Linked DNA regions of Homo sapiens: region 1 is linked to region 2. The links are chromatin loops, found by intact Hi-C in ENCODE. Cell type or tissue: Panc1. All regions are shown on one strand. Links, peaks and the distances in the headings refer to the core of each region. The heading gives the core; the rest is flanking DNA.

The links. Peaks named below come from ENCODE experiments on the same cell type or tissue, not always from the same donor. Only the 100,000 strongest peaks of a DNase experiment are listed, where the experiment ranks them.
Region 1: a loop joins it to region 2, with 4 times the contacts of the local background. A loop is called at or near these places in 1 of 110 quality-filtered maps.

What each region holds. Positions count from the first base shown.
Region 1 is chr16:31,482,307-31,487,650 of GRCh38, reverse strand. SLC5A2 (solute carrier family 5 member 2) reads right to left here and starts at 4,528. Exons shown (of 14, transcript NM_003041.4): 1 at 4,389-4,528; 2 at 2,907-2,978; 3 at 2,728-2,832; 4 at 1,758-1,922; 5 at 1,376-1,481; 6 at 251-331; 7 at 1-121. The coding sequence starts at 4,514. In Panc1, for the core only: no CTCF peak of the experiment used is centred there; no DNase peak of the experiment used is centred there; H3K4me3 peaks cover 585 bases.
Region 2 is chr16:31,671,954-31,677,330 of GRCh38, reverse strand. No RefSeq gene overlaps it. Among named protein-coding and RNA genes, the nearest start is that of KRABD5, 39 kb to the left of the region's middle. In Panc1, for the core only: no CTCF peak of the experiment used is centred there; no DNase peak of the experiment used is centred there.

The DNA of each region.
Region 1 (5,344 bases), core at 1-5,000, 190 kb after region 2:
CGGGGTCGATAGCAGAAGCTGGAGATGTTTCCCACGGCTGGATCCTCGGACACCGTCAGCGAAGTCGCTGCTCCCAGGTATTTGTCGAAGAGACCCGAATACCCGCCCACCTCGTGGAAGGCTGCCGGGCAAGGCCGTCAGGGGACCCTCCTTAGGACCCTCAGACCGGAGACGCGCAACGGCCCCGCGCGCAGGCCGAGAGCTCCGCGACCATGCCCTCCGCGCCCCTCCCTGGTAGGCGAGCCCCTACCGTAACCCATGAGGATGCAGGCGCCCCCCAGAATGACGAAGGTCTGTACCGTGTCCGTGTACATCAGCGCGGCCAGCCCTCCTGCAACAGGCCGGGGTCAGGGGACAGCCCAGCTGTTTATGTTACAGGCTGGCCTTAGCAATAAGGCGTCTTTGTGGGAATTTGAAAGAGTTCCCCTTCCTGGAGAATAAATTTCAAAACGATAGCCTGTTCTCGGGGCTCATGCACGCAGGCACCAACAAGCAGGGCTTGGCGGGCAGAGTGTGGCTGAGTTTTAGGGCCAGGCGCCTACTTGCAGGACCCCCACTAGCAGCCCCCTCTAGGCCCCAGTTTTGTTTGTTTTTGTTTTTGTTTTTGAGATGGAGTCTTGCCCTGTCGCCCAGGCTGGAGTGCAATGGTGGATCTCAGCTCACTGCAACTTCCGCCTGCCCGGTTCAAGCAATTCTCCTGCCTCAGCCTCCCGAGTAGCTGGGATTACAGGGGCGGGCCACCACGTCCAGCTAATTTTTTGTATCTTTAGTAGAGACGGGGTTTCACCATGTTGGCCAGGCTGGTCTCAAACTCCTGACCGCGTGATCCGCCCGCCTTGGCCTCCCAAAGTGCTGGGATTACAGGCGTGAGCCGCTCCCAGCCGGCCCCAGTTTTTTCTGCGTCATCGTAGGAGAGGATGATTGTCTAAGGTCCTATACTCAGTTCCGTTCCTTCTGGAGGTGGGTCCCTCAAGCGGGCCTTGGCACCAAGCCCTGCCTACTCTGGTCCGCATCTGACCTCAGGCCCCACCCCAGGTCCCTATGAACCATACTGGGTTTTGCCAGAGATCTTGGAGACTCGTCAGGTGTGCTCTCCCAGGTGTTCAAGGCAGGCAAGAGCTGCTAAATCTTCCTTTTCTCAAAGTCCTCACTCAAGCCCAGCATGGCTTTCTCTCTGAACTTCCAGTCAAAATCCAAGAGACAGTGGAAAGAGAGGAAGCCTTTGCTCTCCAAAGATTTAGTTCCTTCTCCTGCTTGGACCACACCACCCTTCCAGACCTCTCCAGCTTGCTTTCCTCTGGCAGCTCCCTAAACCCTGGCCACAGCTGGCAGCAGTGTCCCAGGCCCACTCCCTTTCCTAAGCCCCTGCTGGCACCTGTCACCGTGTAAATCATGGTGATGCCCAGAAGCGCGATGACGGAGGCATAGATGTTCCAGCCCAGAGCCTGCTGGATGAATACAGCTCCGGAGAACATGTCCACCTTGGGGGAGAAGCAAGTGCCAGGTCAGGACCCAGGGCAGTGTCCCCAGCCCACCTCCTGCCCAGGCCATGCCCTACTAGCCTCAAAGCTTCCCTCCATTTTTCCAGGTCCCAGCACTGTAGCTGGTGCCCCGGAGACATTCATTGCAGGCTCTGCCTCCATCATCATAACCCTCGCAGTGGTTTCTCCTAGGTCTCACGCCCTCTAGGGTTCTCTAGAGACCCCACTTGAGCCCCACCCTTCTAGGGCCCAATCGCATCTGCCACAGGCACTCACTGAGATCTTGGTGAAGATGTACAGGAAAAGGGAGAGCACAGACAGGTAGAGGCGGATGCGGCGGCCGCCGAAGCGCTTGCGCAGGTACTGTGGCATCGTGATGACCCCCGCTGTCAGGTACACGGGTGCAAACAGCCAGCCCAGTAGCAGCACCACGAAGAGCGCCTACGGGGGGCAGTACTGCCGCTGAGGGTGGCTTTGCCCTCATCCCTGAGGATCTGACCTCTTCGTGAAGGTGCTACTCCAAGCAAGTGGCCCTGGGAAGGGCCACATCTGGGGCCCAGAGGACAACTGCAGGTGATGGCCCCGGGGCCCTGGGCACCAAGGAACAGAGCTGACACCCTCCTGGGCTCTTAACTGGAGCCCTCCTTGTCTCCCCAGGCTATCACTTCTGGCCCGTTTTTCCCAATGTTGTCCCTATGATCATCTAGATATGAACCCCAGCATAGACCCCTCAGACTGACCTGAGCCAAAGCCACCCAAACCTTGTGTCCCTCAAGGATCAGCTCAGCAGTCTCCTCCTCCAGGAAGCCCTGAGCTCAAAGCCCAATCTCCCCTCCAACAGGAGCCTCAGTCCCAGAGCTTTGTCTCTGCTCCTCTCTTCTGCAAAGGGCTTTAACTTGGCCCCAAATTCCTCACAGACCACAGCTTCGGAGCGCATCTGAGCAGGTGCTTCCCTGGCTTTGAGGCTGCTCACCCCACTCAGAGAGGAATAAATGGAAGCTCCCAGAGGCAGTGGCTGGTGCAGGCTGGCTCACATGGCAAGTCAGAAGCAGGACCAACAGTGGTCACCCCTGCACCCCTCTGCTTCCTGGCTAGATGTATGACCTCCACTCCCAGCCCAGTCACACCCCGCAGTTGGGAAGTCCCACTGCCAGTCTCATTCCCCCTTTCCTGGAGTTTCCCCAAGGTGTGACCCTTCCAGGTGTTCTCACTGAGGGTGGGGTTATTGGAAAAAAGAGGGCCTCACATTCCACTCGAATCCAGCAACAGCCAAGCCACTTGCAGCGCCAGTCCCTGCCAGGCCCACAAAGTGGCCACTGCCGATGTTGCTGGCGAAGAGAGAGGCCCCAACCTGGGTGGCCAGAGGAGGGAGTGAGCAGGGCTGCTTCTCCAGGCCCCTCCCGTTCCCGGCCCAGCCCGTCTCACCGGCCACCACACCATGCTGCGTCCTGCCAGGAAGTAGCCGCCCACAGTGCCTCTGTTGGTTCTGCACATGGACTGGGAGACAGAGGCGGGGGAGACCTGGGTTTAGGGCACAGCCTTGGACCTCATCAGCCACCTCAACACATTCCTCAGCCTTGTTTCTGGCTGAAGATTAACGAGCCAAGTTTCCCTGATCGTTTGCACTCCCACCCCCAACTCCTCCCAGACACTCAGGGCAACCCAGGCTCTAATCCCAGTGTCCTATTCCCCCAGTTTTTTTCACATATTTTTTCTTTTTCTTTCTTTTTTTTTTTTTCTCATTTTTTGAGACAGAGTCTTGCTCTTGTTGCCCAGGCTGGAGTGCAGTGGTGTGATTTTGGCTCACTACAACCTCCACCTCCCAGGTTCAAGCAATTCTCATGCCTCAGCCTCCAAAGTAGCTGGGATTATAGGCACACGCCACTATACCCAGCTTTTTGTGTGTGTGTGCGTGTGTGTGTGTGTGTGTGTGTGTGTGTGTATTTTAGTAGAGACAGGGTTTCACCATGTTGGCCAGGCTGGCCTTGAACTCCTGGCTTCAAGCAATTCACCTGCCTCAGCCTCCCAAAGTACTGAGGCATGAACCACCGCACCCAGCCCCACATCTGTCTTTCTTTTTAGAGACAAGGTCTCGCTCTGTCTCCTAGGCTGGAGTGCAGTGACATGATCATAGCTCACTGCAGCCTTGAACTCCTGGGCTCAAGCAATCTTCCCACCTTGGCCTCCGAGTAGTTGTGACTACAGGCACACACACCACCATGCCTGACTAATTTTTCCTTTCTTTCTTTTTTTTTCTTTTTTCTTTTTAAGAAACAAGGTCTCATCCAGGCACAGTGGCTCACATCTGTAATCCCAGCACTTTGGGAGGCAGAGGCAGAAGGATTGCTTGAGCCTAAGAGTTCAAGACTAGCCTGGGCAACATGGTGAGACCCCTCTCTCTTTAAAAGTAAATAATTTTTAAAATAAATTTTTTAAATAAAAAAGAGATACGGTTTCACCATGTGGGCCAGTCTGGTCTCAAACTCCTGGCCTCAGTGATCCCCCTGCCTTGGCCTCCCAAAGTGCTGGGATTACAGGTGTGAGCCACTAGTTCCATCCCAACTCCCCAGGATTTATCATTTGTGGATTTGGCTTGACCTTCCTGGGGACCTTGAATATTTTCTGCTGGTCAGCCACAATGTGGCCAGGGGAATGAGACCCCATTTAGAATGTCGACCCTGATGAAAATCCGCGGACCCCTTCAGCTAGCACAGTCCCAAAGTGGGAAGACAAGGGAGGAATGTTGGCTGGGTCTCCCTGAGAACTTCCAAAGACCTGCTTGCCCCCAGGCCTAGGTTTCTCCTTCAAAGATCCAAGCATCATTCTCCCACCTAGGGTCCCCCTGAGACTTTTCCCCCAGGCCCCCAAAGCCAGCAGCCACCAGCAGCACACCCCCCAACTTCTCACCCACAAGCCAACGCCAATGACCAGCAGGAAATATGCAGCAATGACTAGGATGTCAGCAGGATTGTCAATCAGGGCCTTCTGGGCCCCCATCTCTGGTGCCGAGCCTGCCTCTGTGTGCTCCTCCATTCTCCCCAGGATCTGCCCCATCCAGGAACCAGCCCCTGGATTCCCCCAGGGGAAGGATTAATGGTTACCTCAGGGGCACTGAGCCGACAAGTCCCCCAGGTCTCATTCCCGCTCCCCAGCTTTGTTTAGCTGAATCAGGTCATATCAAGGCTGAAGGCTGGTCTTGGGGAGCTGGGCCCTTCCAAGTTCAAGAGCACTCTTTCCTGGGCCTTAGCATCCGCCCTCTCCCCTGTGCTCCAGGCTCAAAATCACTCTTTTACTCCCTAAAAATGCATCGCTTCCTTAGCTAAGCTAGCACCCCTGGATTTAACTAATCCAGAGGAATCATTTTCAAATCCAAGTCTGACAGGGTCACTCGCCCTCCTCAGGAACCCTCCATAGCTCTTAGTACAAGCTCTTCAGCCTGATTTCCAATCCTGGTCATGCCCCAATTCCCGCTCATCCTTCCCCCTGCTTCTCCAAACCAAATCTAGAGGAAATCAGAAATCCTTTCCCACTCCTTTAACCTACCCAGCCCAGATTTTTGCTTTTTGCTTTTTTTGACCAGATATTTTATCCCCACCAAATCCTTGCACAAACTGTGTCTTCTGTTTAGAGCACTTCCCTGTCTCCCAAATGGCCAACTCCTACTCAGCTTTCAGTACCCAGCCTGTGTCGCCTCTTCAAGAAAGACTTCTCTGACATTTCTGATGTAGTTCTGAGCACACTGTGTGGCCCTTGCCTGGGTCCAGGTCTGTCTTCCCAACAAACTAGTGTCTCCTCAAGAGTAGGACTGGCTGGGTGTGGGGGCTCATGCCTGTAATCCTAGCACTTTGGGAGGCTGCAGCAGG
Region 2 (5,377 bases), core at 159-5,158:
GGACTGCCCCAAACCATTCTGAAATGGGGCCAGTTGGTATTCCAAAGAAAGAAGCACTAAACCTCAGGGTGATAAGTTCAAAGTATGTATTAGAACATACACACAGGGGGGCTATGGCATATCCTCCTGAGGGACAATGAGCTAGAGATATTCTTCCTGGGTATGTCCACAATGAGGAGTCTGGTTATGGAGTTTGTATGAGGGCTTAAGAAATTTGGCTTAGGACCAGGGCTGGTATCTTTCAGGGTTTTGAGCAACCACCTAAACACCTTTGTCAGTCCTGAGAATGTTCAAGGCCCCAGCTTGGGTTTAAATCATCAGGGGAAAACATGCAGCTGGCCACCTCAAAGAGTGGTCAAGTTACTCTGTAGTTCTCAATCAGGACAGAGAAAAAATGAGAGAAAATGGGGGAATCAATGTTATCCTTGGTAGTAAGAATTAATCTTGAGAAGTGTGAGTCATTCAGTTTCACTTTTCTTTTTTAAGATTGTTTTGTGAATTTGGTTTCCTGTGCATATCCATATTGTTTTGTTTTATTTTGTTTTTGGAGAGGGGACTTGTCAATTTTTACAAAAAAAAAACATAACTGGGAATTGGAAGATATTACATTGAATCTGTAGATTAATCTGTAAAGTATTGTTATCTTAGTATTAAGTATTTTTATCCTTGAAAATTGGACATCTTTTAATTATTTCAGATCTTCTGTGACTTATTTCAGCATTTTAAAAAGTGAGTGTAAAAACTTTGCACTTCTATTGTTAACTTTTTTCTAGATATTTATTTTTTTGATGCTATTATAAATGAAATTGTATTCTTCGTTTTATTATATTTTCATTGTTGGTTGCATTCATTCAAAGTACAATTGAATTTTGTATGTGGATCTTGTATCCTGTGACATTGATCAATTTGTTTATTAATTCTAGTGGTATTTTAGTGAATATCTCCACATTTTTATAGAGAAGATTCTGTCATCTGTAATAAAGACACTTCTACTTTTCGTTTTCCAATCTGGAAGGTGTTATTTATTTCTATTGTATTATTTCTCTGGCTAATACCTCTAGTACAATGCTGAATAGAGTGGTAAAATTGGAATTCTTGTCTTGTTCCCAATCTTAAAGGTAAAGCATCCAGCTTTTCACTATTAAGTGTGATATTAGCAGCAAGTTTTTCATAGATGTCTTTTAGCAAGTCTCACAATTCCCTTCTATTAGTAGTTTGACTAATAACTACTAATTCCCTTCTATTAGTAGTTTGCTGGAGGTTTTGTCATAAATGGGTGTTTGATTTTTGACATTTTCTTTGTGCATTTAAACTATCACTTTTTGTCCTTATTTTAGTAATATTGGGCATTAGCTTGTTTGACTTCTGGATATTAAGTCATGGTTGCATTTGTAAACAAACAATTATTCTTGGTCTTGGTGTATATTCATTTATTATGTTGTTCGATTTAGTTTTCTAGTGTTTTCTGAGGGTTTACGAGCCTATATTTATATGGCATGTTGGTCCATAGTTTTCTTTCCCTGTCATGCTTTTGTCTGGCTCTGGTATCATGGTAATACTGGCTTCATGAAATAAATACAAAAACGTTCCTTCTTCTTCAATTGTTGAAAGGTTTTGTGAAGGATTGGTATTAATTATTCATTAAACACTGATAGAATTTTTCATTTTTTTTTATCCTGGAATTTTTTTTGTAAAAGTATTTTAACCAATTTTTTACTTGTTAAATGACCACCCACATATTATATATATTCATATATTACTATATTCTTATGTATTTCTTATGTTTGCTTTTATAATTTGTACCTACCAAAATATTAATTTTCCATTTATACCTTTTCATATGTAATGGATTTAATAGTTAGTTAATATGAGATGATAATATAGAATGAGGCCTTAACCCAATTAAGGAATGACCTAAATGTTCTTCTGTTGTAGGATAGAGACTATGAATATAAATGTTATCCTTAATAATAATCTTTATATTGTGAGGTAAATAAGCCTCTGAATATAAGGAAATTAGTGAAACTTCCATTTAGTTTGGCTTTTATTAAGAAAACAAGCTGAGAATAACTAATTTTAATCAATATTTAGATAAGTCAGAAAAATACTTTTAATAAGAACAAATATAAAATATCTTGTATTTAAGAACCACCTGAAAAGATAATTTGATGAATCAGATTGGTTAGTACTTACTTAGCACATACAATACATTAGGCAAGATTCTAACTAATTATACATTTATAGACATTACTTGAGAGTTAAAAACGAGAAACCCAAAGATTCATTGGCAATGACAAATTGGCATTTTCTATCATATAAGGTGAAATAAAAACCATCATAAAAATTCACTGTTTTGATTTAAGACAACTAAAAACATAAAAAATATTGAATAACTTTACCAGAAAGTTTGACTAGGCATAGAGATAAATGAGTAGCATTTTTGAACAGTAAGCAAAAAACACACATTATCAAACATCAGACAAAAATATTTTACATGGAAAAATATCAGGCCTATAAAATTTCATTGACTTTATGAGATCAGAAATAAAACAGATTACATTTTTAGGCACTATGACATGGTAACAGAAATGATGAATTAATGTGTAACCAGAGTCAAGTGTGCTCATTATTATCCCCAAAAACTGTTAGAACTAATAAACTAATGCAGTGAAGTTGGAGGACAGACAATCAACCTAAAAAATCAGTTGTGTTTCTATATGCTAATAATGAACTCTGAAAAATAAATCAAGAAAACAATTTTATTTACCATAGTATCAAAAAGGAAAAAATTAATCAAACCAAGGAGGTGAACGATTTGTACACTGAAAACTATAAAATATTGATGAAAGCAGTCATAGAAGAAATTTTTAAAATGAAAAAATGCCCCAGGTTTATGGATCAGAAGAATCAATATTGTTAAAATGTTCATACTGCCAAATGTGATCTGCAGATTCAAAGCAATATCTATCAAGATACCAATAGCATGTTTCATAGAAATAGAAGAAAATCTAAATTTAGTATGGAACCACAAAAGACCCCAAATAGACAACACAATCTTGAGCAAGAAGAAAAAAGCTAGAGGCATCAAACTTTCTGGTTTTAAACTATATCACTAAGCTTAATCACCAAAACAGCATGATAATGGCATATAAACACATAGTTCGATGAGAGAACCATGAAAGAGTCCAAAAATATATGCATACATATACAGACAACTAATTTTCACACTGGGAAAGAAATAAACTCATCAATATATGACAGGAAAATGGAAAATCCACCAGCAAAAAAACAAAAAAAAACAAAAAAAAACCCATAAATTGGAACCATCTTTTACACTATACACAAAATTCAACTTAAAATGGATTAAAGGGTTGCAGGGAGAGCCAAGATGGCCAGCTAGACACAGCCAGGAAGAGCTTCTCCACTGAGAGAAACCAGACCATCAAGTAAATTGGCACACTCTGAACAGATCTTTGGAAATAAGGCATTGAATGGGGATGAAGGGAGGATGCAGACCCTGTGCTGAAAAAGGAGAAAGCTGGAAACCCTGCACAGGGTTGTCGAGCACCTGGACTCATTCCTGGCCCTGAGCAGCTCCTGGAGAAGGAGTTAGTGAAATAAACATGGAGTGGCCCACTCTCACCATGAACCTCAAGAATCCTAGCTGCAGAAAACCCCACGACCCCATGGACATTTGAATTGGTAGAGAGAACTTCCCAGTGAGTTGGCAGATACAGAACTCCAGCCAGCATGGAGCCTGAAGGATTTGGTGCATAAATGGCTGCAGTGGAGCAAAGCCAGGGGTGCCCTTCACCCAAGGCTCACCATGCTCTTCCAGGTGACTTTAGCCTCTGGTGGCAGCTGGATCTGTACACAGCAGGCCTATCTTGCCCACAGGATGGGGCCAGTCTGATCTGAGCATGACCCTGTCTGCCTATCCCAGGGTCCCAGCCTGGCTACACTTGCTTGTAGTGCAGCCTTGGCTACCTAGCCAAGGTGCTTGCCAGCAGCCACCACCACAGATCTTTCACCAGCAGACCCTGCCTAACAGTCACAGAGCTTCTGCAGGCAGGTGTCCAACAGCATACACTCACCCTCAGTCCTCCCTGATAGGCACACACTTGTCTTCCAATTGCTTAGCTGGCACACACTTGTCTTCCAATTGCTTAGCTGGCACACACTCACCCACAGCCTCTCCTGCTGTTTTGCTGCCATGCATGTGCATGCAGGACCTGCCACTACCCACTGCTACTGGTGCACATGAACATGGGGACCCAGATGCTCACTGCCATCTTGCCAAAGTGCTTTCACCAGCACCCCCATCACAGTGTTGTTGCTAGTCTACTGCAGCTCCAAAAACAAATGCAACAAACATTAAAATAAACAAATGGAACCTGATTAAATTAAAAAGCTTCTGCACAGCAAAAGAAATAATCACCAGAGTAAACAAACAACCCACAGAATGGCAGAAAATATTTGCAAACCATGCATCCAGCGAAGGACTAGTATCCAGGATTTACAAGGAATTCAAACAGATCAGCAAGGAAACAAACCAAATAATCCCATCAAAAAGTAGGCAAATGACGTGAATAGACATTTCTCAAAAGAAGATATATAAATGGCCAAAAATCATATTAAAAAATGCTCAACATCACTAATCACCATAGAAATACAAATTAAAACCACAAAAAGATACCACTTTACTCCCACAAGAATAGCCACTATTAAAAAGTAAAACAAAAAAAATAGATATTGGCATGGATATGGTGAAAAGGAAATGCTTATACACTTAGATGCTGCTGATAAGAATGTAAATTAGTACAACTTCTATGGAAAACAGTATGGGAATTCCTTAAAGAACTAAACGCAGATCTACTATTTGATCCAGCAATCCCATGATGGGTTCTACCCATAGGAAGTGAAGTCATATCAAAAAGACACTTGCGCATGTATGTTTATTGCATAATTCACAATCACAAAGATATGGAACCAACCTAAGTGTCCATTGACCAATGACTGGATCAAGAAAATGTTGTGTATATACACCATAGGATACTACCCATCATTGAAAAGGAACAAAATAATGTCTTTTGCAGCAACTTGGATGGAGTTAGAGGCCATCCTTCTAAGTGAAGGAACTCAGGAGTAGAAAACCAAATACCATATATTTTTACTTATAAGTGGGAGCTAAGCTATGTGTACTCAAAGGCATACAGAGTGATATAATAGACTTTAGAGACTTAGAAGGGGGAGGGTGGCAAAGGAGTGTGGAATAAAAACCTATACATTGGGTATAAGGTATACTACTTGGGTGATAGGTGCACTAAAAATCTCAGAATTCACCATTGTATAGTTCATTCATGTAACCAGAAACCAC